Regions from separate parts of the Homo sapiens genome. Here regions 1 and 2 are each linked to region 3. A link is a contact called in ENCODE Hi-C or POLR2A ChIA-PET data. All regions are on one chromosome and are shown on one strand. The core of a region is the stretch at or near the end of the contact, and the rest is flanking DNA. Distances in the headings are between cores, read along the strand shown. Region 1 overlaps CXXC5 (CXXC finger protein 5). Region 2 overlaps SIL1 (SIL1 nucleotide exchange factor). Region 3 holds the start of MATR3 (matrin 3).

Region 1 (3,029 bases), core at 236-2,735, 370 kb before region 3:
AAGAACTGGTCTATTTTTGGTTGGGGGCACTTGAGACACTGGGGTCAGTGTACCATAGCAGCTTGACAACGGCTTGTTGAACACACAAACAAGTGGCCGGGTTCTTATCCTCAGCAGGTCTGGTCAACAAACCCTTCCCAGGTGCCCACTCTGGGCCAGGACACTGGTCTGCCCTTTGCTCCTCGCTGTCCATCTACCTGTTCCAGGGCTGCCCAGCCAGGTCACCGGGGTCCCTCTGCCCAGCTTGCCCGGAAGCTGCACGTCTCCAGTGGGTCAGCACTGACGTCAGCAAGACTGGCCGGGCGTGGAGCCCGCCACCTCCGGAACCACCAATTAATTAACTTTTTCAAATTAATTTCCCAAGCAAAATTCCATAATTACATCTGTCTCCATCAGCCCAAGCTGGGCAGGCAAGAGGACCCTGCAATGAGATGGAATGTGGTGTAAGGGGGTGGCCATAACAGCCCTGGGACCAGGTCAGAGAGGCCACTGGGGGTTAGGTTTTACCACAGTTGGGCACTGGCCTGGCATCCTTATGGATGCTATCTGGGAAAGGAGGGGGCTGAGAGACCAGAGCATTCCAGCAAGGAGGTGGGGGCTCTGGGAGACCCATGGCCGGCCCAGCTCATCCCGGTGCCCCCATCCCCCACCCCGGTGCCCCTAAACCACAGCGGGTCTTGGCATGGCCCAGTAGCAGCACAAGCACCGCGAGGCTGAGGAGGCCGCGGCTGCGGCGTTCTAATTTCCCAAAGGGGCTGAGATTAATTAGCTCACACACAGGCGCAGAGAGGGAGAGGAGAGTGGGAGCAGGAGCGGGCAGCGTCAGGCGAGGAGCTGGCTGGCACTCCCCCCTGCCCGCCCAGCAGGCAGTTGGCGGCCTTGACAGCCTGGGTGCTCTGAAGGTCAGTGGCCAAGCTGGCTGAGCCAGCAGATTGGCACCATCTCCTTCCCAGAATCCTCAAGACCAAGGCTGGGGTACAGTGACCAGGAGGATAGTCTGGGGGGAAGGGCTCCGCTGTCACCACACTCTATCAGTTCTGTGCCATGTGCTCTGTCCACATCATCTTGTTTGATGGTCACAGCAACCCACAGAGGTAGGCATCATGATTCTCCCATTTTGCAGATGAGGACACTGAGGCTCAGAGCTGAGTGGGGCACTGGTGTGGGTCAAGGTCAAGCAAGTGTGGACAGTGGAGGTGAGGCTGAAAAGAAGGCTGGCCCAACTCTAGAGCCCACACTTCTTCCCCTGGACCCCTGTGCAGGTGTCAGGGCTACAGGAGCTCTGGGCCTGGGGGACTGGAACACCAGTCACAAAGCTCCTAAGTGTGTCTGTCTGCGGGGAATGAACTTACCCCTGCCTCAGAGAGCACGCAGGGCAGACTCGCACAGTCATTTCACAGATGAAGAAACTGAGACCAGAAAGGGGAAATGATCTGAGGCTGGGACTAGCCTCTAGTAAAGTCAACCCGATGAAGTGACCTTTAGTGAGCCCTGACCCAGGGCCATGCAGCGCCTGGTGCTAAGTGACACACGGACCACGGGATGGGGGGTCATTGTGGCTATGTCCCTGTATACCAAAGAGGAAGTGCCAGCTCAAGGGCACTTGCTCAACTCCTCCCTGCAGGGTGCCCAGGAGAGGGAAATGGAGCCCCTGGGGAGGGGGTGGAGGAGGTGCGCAACCCTGACCAGGCCCCGAGGCAGCTTCCACAGGCCTAACCATGGAGTTTCCCAGAACCTGTCTGCAGGAAGAACCCAGAAACCCCAAGGGGCATCCATCTGCTCCTCAGGGGATCCCCCACCCACCCATCCACCCTCCTCCCTGGAGTTAAGGGGTTAGGTTAGCAGTTCCAATGCTCTTAGGTTCAAACCTGGAAAGTGCCTTGAGATAGCAGAGGGACCTAGGAGAGTTAAGGAGCTGGGCATGGGGGAGGGGGCTGGCTCAACTAGGAACACTACACATCTTGTGTGTAATGGGGCGAGGGGAGCCCCTCATCTCAGAGACACAGGCTCAGGCCATGCCAGGGTCCAAGTGGGGCTTTGGAGTCAGGATTCCTCTCCTAGCTCTGCAGCCTCCAGCCTAGGTGACCTCAGACAGGTTGCTGACCCTCGCTGAGCCCAACCCCTAGCCAGTGAAATGCAGCCGCTGACAGCCCCCACCTCGTCAGGTCCTGGAGAGGACCTATGTGAAGGGGTCAGTGTAGCGTCCACATGCAGTAGGTGCTCAACTAAGGATAGCCATGTTGTTGTTTTTACTGTCCACATCTGCCAGCATAAGTGTGAACGTCACGGACAAGTCAGGCCAGGCGTGTTGGGTAACCCAGGTCATGGCCCTGGTTCTCTCACCATTTGCTTTTGAGCTCTGAGGCAATCCTTCATGCCTCAGTTTCCCCAGCCCCAAATACAAAGCATTCCCCGTCTAGCCTGCAGGACCATGGGGGGATGGACATGTGGTAGAAGCCTGAAGGTTACAACGAGGGTAGCACCCCACTGGCCAGGCTTGCATCTCCTCTTCTGCCCAAAGGAAGAAGGCCTACCTACACTTCTAGACAGCCTTTCCTCCTACCTCCCTCGCCCTCAGCCCTGCCAGCTCATGTCGGCTCTTCTTAGATCTCCCACAGCCCTGACAGCCCTGCCACAAAGGCACATCCCAAGCCTCTCGCCACCCTGCAAAGGCTCCATTTGCCACCTGGAAGTCCCTGCTCAAGTCTAACATATAGCCTTGCTGTGTGAGCATAGGGGGTGGGAGACAGAGAAAGCCTTGAAACTACAGTCGGCTCTCTCTGCTCCCTCTGATATTAGGAAGCCTCCAGGATTTTCCACCCAACACCCATGGGTTCCTTTGCCCTGGGTCCAACCCATTCCCATCCCTCCCCCAACCCCTGGCCCCCAGCTCAGCCTCTTCACTCAGGTACCTCAGCATCCCCATCTGAGAACAGCCCTAGAGAAGGCTAAATCCAAGACATTCTAATTAAGGAGCCCTTGTTGTGGGATGCCACCCCCAGAAAAATGCCAGGTCTAGTGGAGCAGGT
Region 2 (3,245 bases), core at 126-2,625, 320 kb after region 3:
AGAATAAGGGAGGTAATGGCCTGCGTGGTGGCTCAAGTCTGTTAATCCTAGCACTTTGGGAGGCTGAGGCGGGTGGATCTCCTGAGCTCAGGGGTTTGAGACCAGCCTGGCCAACATGGCAAAACCCCGTCTCTACTAAAAATACAAAAAATTAGCCAGGTATGGTGGCGCGTGCCTGTAATCCCAGCTACTTGGGAGGCTGAAGCAGGAGAATCACTTGAACCCAGGAGGCAGAGGTTGCAGTAAGCTGAGATCGTGCCACTGCATTCCAGTCTGGGTGACAGAGTGAGACTCCGCCTCAAAAAAAAAAAAAAAAAAAAGAGAGGTAATATAAGAATACTGAGCATGCACCGGGCACATAGTAAGCATTCAGTAATGGTAGCTTCTAATATTGTTGTTATTGTCATCCTGACTGGAGGCAGAGGTATGGGCATCGTGAATATTTTCTGCAAGCTTTTCCTTGACTGGAGGGCTGGAATATCTGGGCCGTGAAGGTCATTGTTTTTTCTCATATAGTGTTCTAAGACCTTAGGGGCTTAGTCAGGGCCTTTGGTGGCCTCTGGCCCTGACACCAGGTTTGGTTCTTCTATGGATACGTCACACTTCTGGAAACAATGCTGTGAAGCAGCTCTTTTCCCTCTTGTCCAGTTTATTAGCTATGTGTTGTTGTATAACAAATTATTCTCAGATGTAGTGGGTTAAAACAACAGTAATAGTTTATTATTTTTCTGTTTCTTTGGGTCAGGAATTTGGAAATGTAGGCAGGGTGTTGACTGGGTATGAGAATCTGCTTCCAGTTTACACGCCTGGCTGGTTGGTGCCAGTTGTTGGTGAGAGGCCTCGGTTTCTCTCTCTGTGAGTTTCTCCACAGGGCTGTGCAGGTCTCCCCATGGCTTCCCCCAGAGTGAACAACATAGGACAGCAAGATGGAAACTTCAGTTCTTTTTGTGGCCTAGCCTTAGAATTCGACATCATCACTTCCTCTTTATTCTTTTGGTCACATAGATCATCTATAGTTAATGTGGGAGGCACCAACACAAAGGCTGGGATCGCTGGTGGGGATCGCCGGTGACCGTGCTGGAGACTGGCACCACACCTAGTATCTGGGGACTCTGTCCTAGGCACTGTGGAAGGAGACCCCACACATGCAGGGACAGTCAGTCACCTCATGGACCCTTGTCTGAGGCAGGTGTTCCTTGCAGCTCACTGAGCCTATGCCCTTCCCCCATGCTCTGGCCTCACGGTGCTGAGCTGCCCAGCTCAGTAGCTGCCTCTTGGCTGAAGTGGTGGCGTGTCAGGGGGAGGACAGTGGTTTCATTTTTGAGTCTTTGATCATGAGAGAAGGCTGAGCTCTTCTGGAAGTCTGCCAGTGGCTTGTGCTTCCAGACACTGGATTTCTCGAAATGGATTGACCAGCTGACCAGCCCCTTCCTATAGGCTTCTTGCCAACCTTCAGAGGAGGGAGCCATTTTTCTTACCTTGAAATCCAGTAATTTCAAGATGAGAGTAGACAGTATTATACTAAAAATGGGGTGTTTTTATCCTTTACAGTTTTATGTCTTGTGTAAGGAAGACTCTTAAAAGTGGGAGAGGTAAGAGGTGTGTGGCAAAAGAACTTCTTGAGTAAGATCCTGGTCTATGGATGGACATACAGCTTGTTGCTGTATATCTCTGGGCAAGTTACTTAACCTAAGCCTCAGCTTCCTCAGCTCAGAGATGAAGAAGACAGTGGTGCTTCACAGACTCATGTGAGGATTAAATGAGATAATGTAGGATGATACACATGAAGCTCATAGCACAGAACACAGCACATTGTAAGGAAATACAGCAAGAGCTGTCACTAAAATATTGTTAATGTTAATATCATCATCATCATTGTGCTCACCGACTCTGAGTGAGACCGAGAGAGGAGCATTGACTTCCCAAGCAACATAAAGGAAACCCAGGCCCGGAAACAGGGGCTCCTTCCCTCTCCAGCTTTCATACTTTCCATACCGAATGTTCTTCCACGTGATGCCTGAACTACAAATAGAAGTTTGGGCAACTCCCAATTATCCCTAGTGTGAATAATTCACTCTGAGATAATCTGTGTGCCTGGCTGGCTTCCCAAATCAGCTGAGTGGATTATTCTCCTCTTTCAATTATTCAACAGTACAAGTAATTGGGAGCTGGCATTAGAATGTAAAGGCCGTGAGGTCATCTCCTGTTGTTCTCAGTTGCACAGTCCTGCCAGTGGTGATGTTTCAGAGCAGTGCGGAGGCTGTAGAGCAGGCCCAAAGGGGGAGGACAGAGGTGGTGACAGGCATGACAGTGAAGAATGAAGGCCCTCAGATGGCAAGTTGGGGGAGGTGAAGCTAACAGCCACAGGCAGGAGAGCCCAAGAGGAACGGTTTATAAAGGCTGCCTTCCCTCTCCCTGGCCTGTAGAGAGAGACCCCGTTGCAGCCGAGTTCACGCTTTCCTGAGGAGCTCTTTGGATTTAGCTTTTGGTTCTGGAATGTTAGTGTATCCTGGAGTCTTTTAAAATATGACCAGCCACCCCTGTTCTCTTCTGTTTGCTGCTCAATTTGATATCAAGGGGTGCACGGAGAGACCTGAGGAGCCTCTTCTTTCTGGAGAGTAGGGTCTCTACATTGAAAATAGCATGTGTAGAAGCGTGATCCATTCATATAAAAAGTAAATGGGTAAAGATTTATATATAAATTTATATTGCACATATATTTTTAAATATGTGATATAAAAATCTGGGCCGGGCGTGATGGCTCATGCCTGTAGTCCTAGAACTTTGGGAGGCTGAGGCAGGAGGATCACTTGAGCCTGGAGTTTGAGACCAGCCTGGGCAACATAGTGGGACTTAGTCTCTACAATCACAACAACAAATTAGTCAAGGCTGGACACGGTGGCTCACACTTGTAGTCCCAGCATTCTGGGAGGCGGGAAGATCACTTGAGCCCAGAAGTTTGAGGGTAACATAGTGAGACCTCAGCTCTATATTAAAAAAAAATTTAGTCAGGTGCAGTGGCATATGTCTAGTCCCAGCTACATAGGAAGCTGCAACAGGAGGATCAGTTGAGCCTGGGAGCTCAGGGATGTAGTGAGCTGTGATCACACCACTGTACTCCAGCTTGGGTGACAGGGCGAGACCCTGTCTCAAAAGAAAAAAGAAAAAACTCTGCTCTTACCTCTGATGGTCTGAGAAACAGGGACTTTTCCTTTCTATTTTGCACTCTTCTATACTGCTTGATT
Region 3 (3,237 bases), core at 579-3,078:
GTTAAATCCTTCCAAGTTAGTTCAAAATGTGATATAAAAGCTGTACACGGCTGAAAAATATATAAAGATGATAAAGCGAAACTTCTCTGGGTAAAGTACAAAGTAATGTTCTAAGTATATACTGTTAAGTGCAAAGGAAGAAATACAAATTTAAAGCACTTCAACACACATCTGGCTAAATGATCTTTTCCAAATCTTACATAACCAAGAAACTTCATGCAGTATTTTAATGTTGTTTAATTTCGAGTTTGCAAAAACATTCTATTTAAGTGGAAAAGGCATCATCCAGAGCGTTTTTGCAACGAAAATGTCAAGCCTTTCTTGATTTTTAAAACAATACTGTGAAAAACGTCGATAGACTGCGTAGATGACTGAGCCATTAGTAAAGAAATGTTTTTAAAGGGAAATTTTAAACATTTATTAAAATAGCCTGAAACATCATTTTTGTCCGCATAGTCAACTGTTTAGATTTCCCTGGGAGAAAAATGTATTTTACCGACTATTCAGAAATCTTAAGCCAAGGTTTAAAACACAGAACGCAGTACCAATACAAAATCTCGTGACCCCTACCTACGAAATCAACGATTCTTCACATTATTCCAGCGCGCCCGAAAGACTAGCCATTTCAGAACCACCATAACCGTTCTAGAAATATCTGGCTAAAAAACTGTAACTGATCCAATAGGAATATTCCACAGAACAGGGCCACAGAGCAGGATAAACACCTAGGGGATATTCATCCACGGTAAATGCCGAACACAGAACATGGCACAGAGCTCGAAATGCAAAGAACGATGCGGCGACTACACCACGGTACTCCAAAACCCTTTGTCTGGAAACCGGAAGGTCCCACACCACACGATCCTCTCTGGAGGAACCTGGACTAATACTATTTTGATAAAGAGAAAAAGGATGTGAGGTGACTTGACTAAACAAGTGCAAATCACCCGCCTCGCACTGTACTGCAGGCGGCTTGTTCCACGACGCAGTACGAAAAACAAGCGTTAACGTTTCATTTTTCGGCCATTTTTACGCGATGGGGGGCGGGGAGGAATTGTTTCTGATGTCCAGCTAACGCCGCGCGCGCGCGCGCGTGTGGGCCGGGAGTCTTAGGGGGCGCTCTGAGGCGATGGGCAAGGAGCGGCGTGAAGGCCGAGACACCGGGAAAAGAAAGAAACGCTGCTCAAACAAGCAGGCTCTTCAGAGTCTGCGAAATCCTCCATTTTGGGGGAACATTTTCAGAGAAAAAAAGGCGAACGGGTTATTTGGCACTGGCGCTACCCAAGGACTTAGATATCTTAACCATCCTCCTCAAACGGCAAGCCCCCAGTGTACAGTCTGTCCCTCAGGCCTCGAGCGAGCTCCTCCCTCCCCCTCAGCGCCGCGGCCCGCGTGTAACGGGCTAGTCGTCCCGCCCCCGCCCACAACGAGCCCAGGACGCGCAGGAAGCTCGGCCGGTCAGCGCACCTCTTCACCCAAAATCTCCCGCCGCACCCTGGGCCCTTGGCCGGCCGCGTGTTTCCCTCCCGGACCGCTCACCTCCGCCGCCCTAGAAGGCTGGTTGCGCCGCCACTGCGCTCCTAACATGGCGGCCGCCGATCAGGCGGCTCACATACGCAACGCGGAGGGAGGCAGAGCGGGAGCGAGCAAGAAAGGCGCGCCGCCGGCTCCCCGCAGCCCCTGTCGCCGTCGTTGTCCCCTCCCGGCGGACACGGAGAACCCCCAGCCACCCGACCCCGACTCTTACCCGCTTCACGCCTACCTTAGGGAAAGGGAGAGGGAAAAGGAGAGGTACCTCTCTCCCAGCGAGCGGGACGCGGAGACTCCCACAATCCCCCGCAGCAACGGCGCTGGCGAGAAGCGGCGGCAGCGGCTGCAGCCCAAGAACAAACCCACTCTCGCGAGAGAGCTCGCCCCCACCCCCTCGATCTGGTTCGGCGCGCGCCAGGCCCCTCCCCCTACTCAGCGCGCGCACCTCGCTCGTGCACTCGCCTGCGGTCGTTGTTCTTTAATCCCGGAGATCCCTCTCCGTCATCCAGCTGAGGCGGGAAATGGAGGAACAGACGTGGCTTACGAGTTCGAGTCCCATTCCCGAAAAGGCTGTTTGTCAACCTCCTGAATAGCATAATACAAAGTTTAAATAGGGTATGCCTTAGAAGGGATTCGCGAGAGTCCCTGGCTTAGACTCGACTTTTATGCTCTCTGGTTGTTCTGTTTGCCAAGGAATGGTGGAAAGCGCCAGATATTGGGGCCACAAAGGGAAAACGATACCATTTTGGCTGGTTTTTATTTAGGTATGTTTATTTATTTATCATAAATAAACTGTGTTGCTCAGGTTGGAGTGCGCTGGCGTTATCATGGCTCATTGCAGCCTCGAACTCCTATCCTCAAGGGATCCTCCCACCTCAGCCTCCCCAGTAGCTGGGACTACAGGCTCGCACCACCATGGCCAGCTAACTTTTTTATTTTTATTTTTTCCGTAGAGATGGTGTCTCGTTATTTTGCCTAGGCTGGTCTGGAACTCCTTGGCTCAAGCAGTGCTCCCGCCTCCGCCTCTCAGCATTGGATTAAGGGCGTGAGCCTACACGCCCAGCCAGCTGTTTTTTTTGTTTTGTTTTTTGTTTTGAGACGGAGTCTCACTCTGTCACCCAGGCTGGAGTGCAGTGGCGCGATCTCGGCTCACTGCAAACTCCGCCTCCCGGGTTCACGCCATTCTCCTGCCTCAGCCTCCGGAGTAGCTGGGACTACAGGCGCCCGCCACGACGCCTGGCTAATTTCTTTTTGCATTTTTAATAGAGGCGGGGGTTTCACCGTGTTAGCCAGGATGCTCTCGATCTCCTGACCTTGTGATCCGCCCGCCTCGGCCTCCCAAAGTGGCCAGCTGGTTTTTAAAATCAGGAATTCTGTGCAGGAGGGTCGTTGAGGCGGAGGACCGCGAGCCTTTTCCTTCCTAAAGACCACCGCCGCCTTTTGGTGAATTTGACTGAATGCAATACACTCTTGGGACTGAGGTACTGGTTAGGTACCCGGGTTGGAGGGATTTGAGCTCCGGCCTTCAGAGGCTTAAGTAAATTGTTTGGAGACCTAATCTGGCTGCAACTCTCTCCCCAACCATCCTTGCAGAACTCCGCATCTGGAGAGTTGGGAATTTTCCAGCACAGTTAATGATTATAATATGGAGTGCTTTCTATAAGGTGGGCAATGCAATAAGCAGTTTACACATAACCCTACAATAAC

What was found. Hi-C counts contacts between places; a loop is a spot of excess contacts on that map. ChIA-PET counts read pairs that join two places held with the same protein, here RNA polymerase II (POLR2A). Pooled maps may share reads with other maps.
Region 1: a loop to region 3 is called in a map with no recorded cell type, with 2.6 times the contacts of the local background. The contact joins the enhancer-like site here to the promoter of MATR3 in region 3. A Hi-C loop is called at or near these places in 6 of 37 single-sample maps with no recorded cell type and 5 of 50 pooled maps. POLR2A ChIA-PET finds 5 or more read pairs at or near these places in 2 of 52 experiments (GM12878 and activated T-cell).
Region 2: a pooled map shows a loop between it and region 3 (3-fold over the local background). The contact joins the enhancer-like site here to the promoter of MATR3 in region 3. A Hi-C loop is called at or near these places in 1 of 50 pooled maps. POLR2A ChIA-PET finds 5 or more read pairs at or near these places in 2 of 52 experiments (Panc1 and activated CD8-positive, alpha-beta T cell).

What each region holds. Positions count from the first base shown.
Region 1 is chr5:139,662,972-139,666,000 of GRCh38, reverse strand. All of the region lies in intron 1 of CXXC5 (CXXC finger protein 5), which reads right to left. Among named protein-coding and RNA genes, the nearest start is that of CXXC5-AS1, 15 kb to the right of the region's middle. Within about 2 kb of position 1,485, at least 19 of the 41 ENCODE cell types and tissues checked have a DNase peak (open chromatin) inside an H3K27ac peak, as active enhancers do; they include GM12878, where a contact is called at or near this core.
Region 2 is chr5:138,973,386-138,976,630 of GRCh38, reverse strand. The region is part of intron 7 of SIL1 (SIL1 nucleotide exchange factor); the gene reads left to right. It overlaps LOC124901079 (a long non-coding RNA gene), which reads right to left. Exons shown (of 2, transcript XR_007058954.1): 2 at 692-3,245. Among named protein-coding and RNA genes, the nearest start is that of LRRTM2, 100 kb to the right of the region's middle. Within about 2 kb of position 1,375, at least 20 of the 41 ENCODE cell types and tissues checked have a DNase peak (open chromatin) inside an H3K27ac peak, as active enhancers do.
Region 3 is chr5:139,292,331-139,295,567 of GRCh38, reverse strand. MATR3 (matrin 3) reads right to left here and starts at 1,828. Exons shown (of 15, transcript NM_018834.6): 1 at 1,763-1,828. It overlaps LOC124901081 (a long non-coding RNA gene), which reads left to right and starts at 2,011. Exons shown (of 4, transcript XR_007058956.1): 1 at 2,011-2,294. RefSeq lists enhancers at 350-1,052, 1,053-1,756.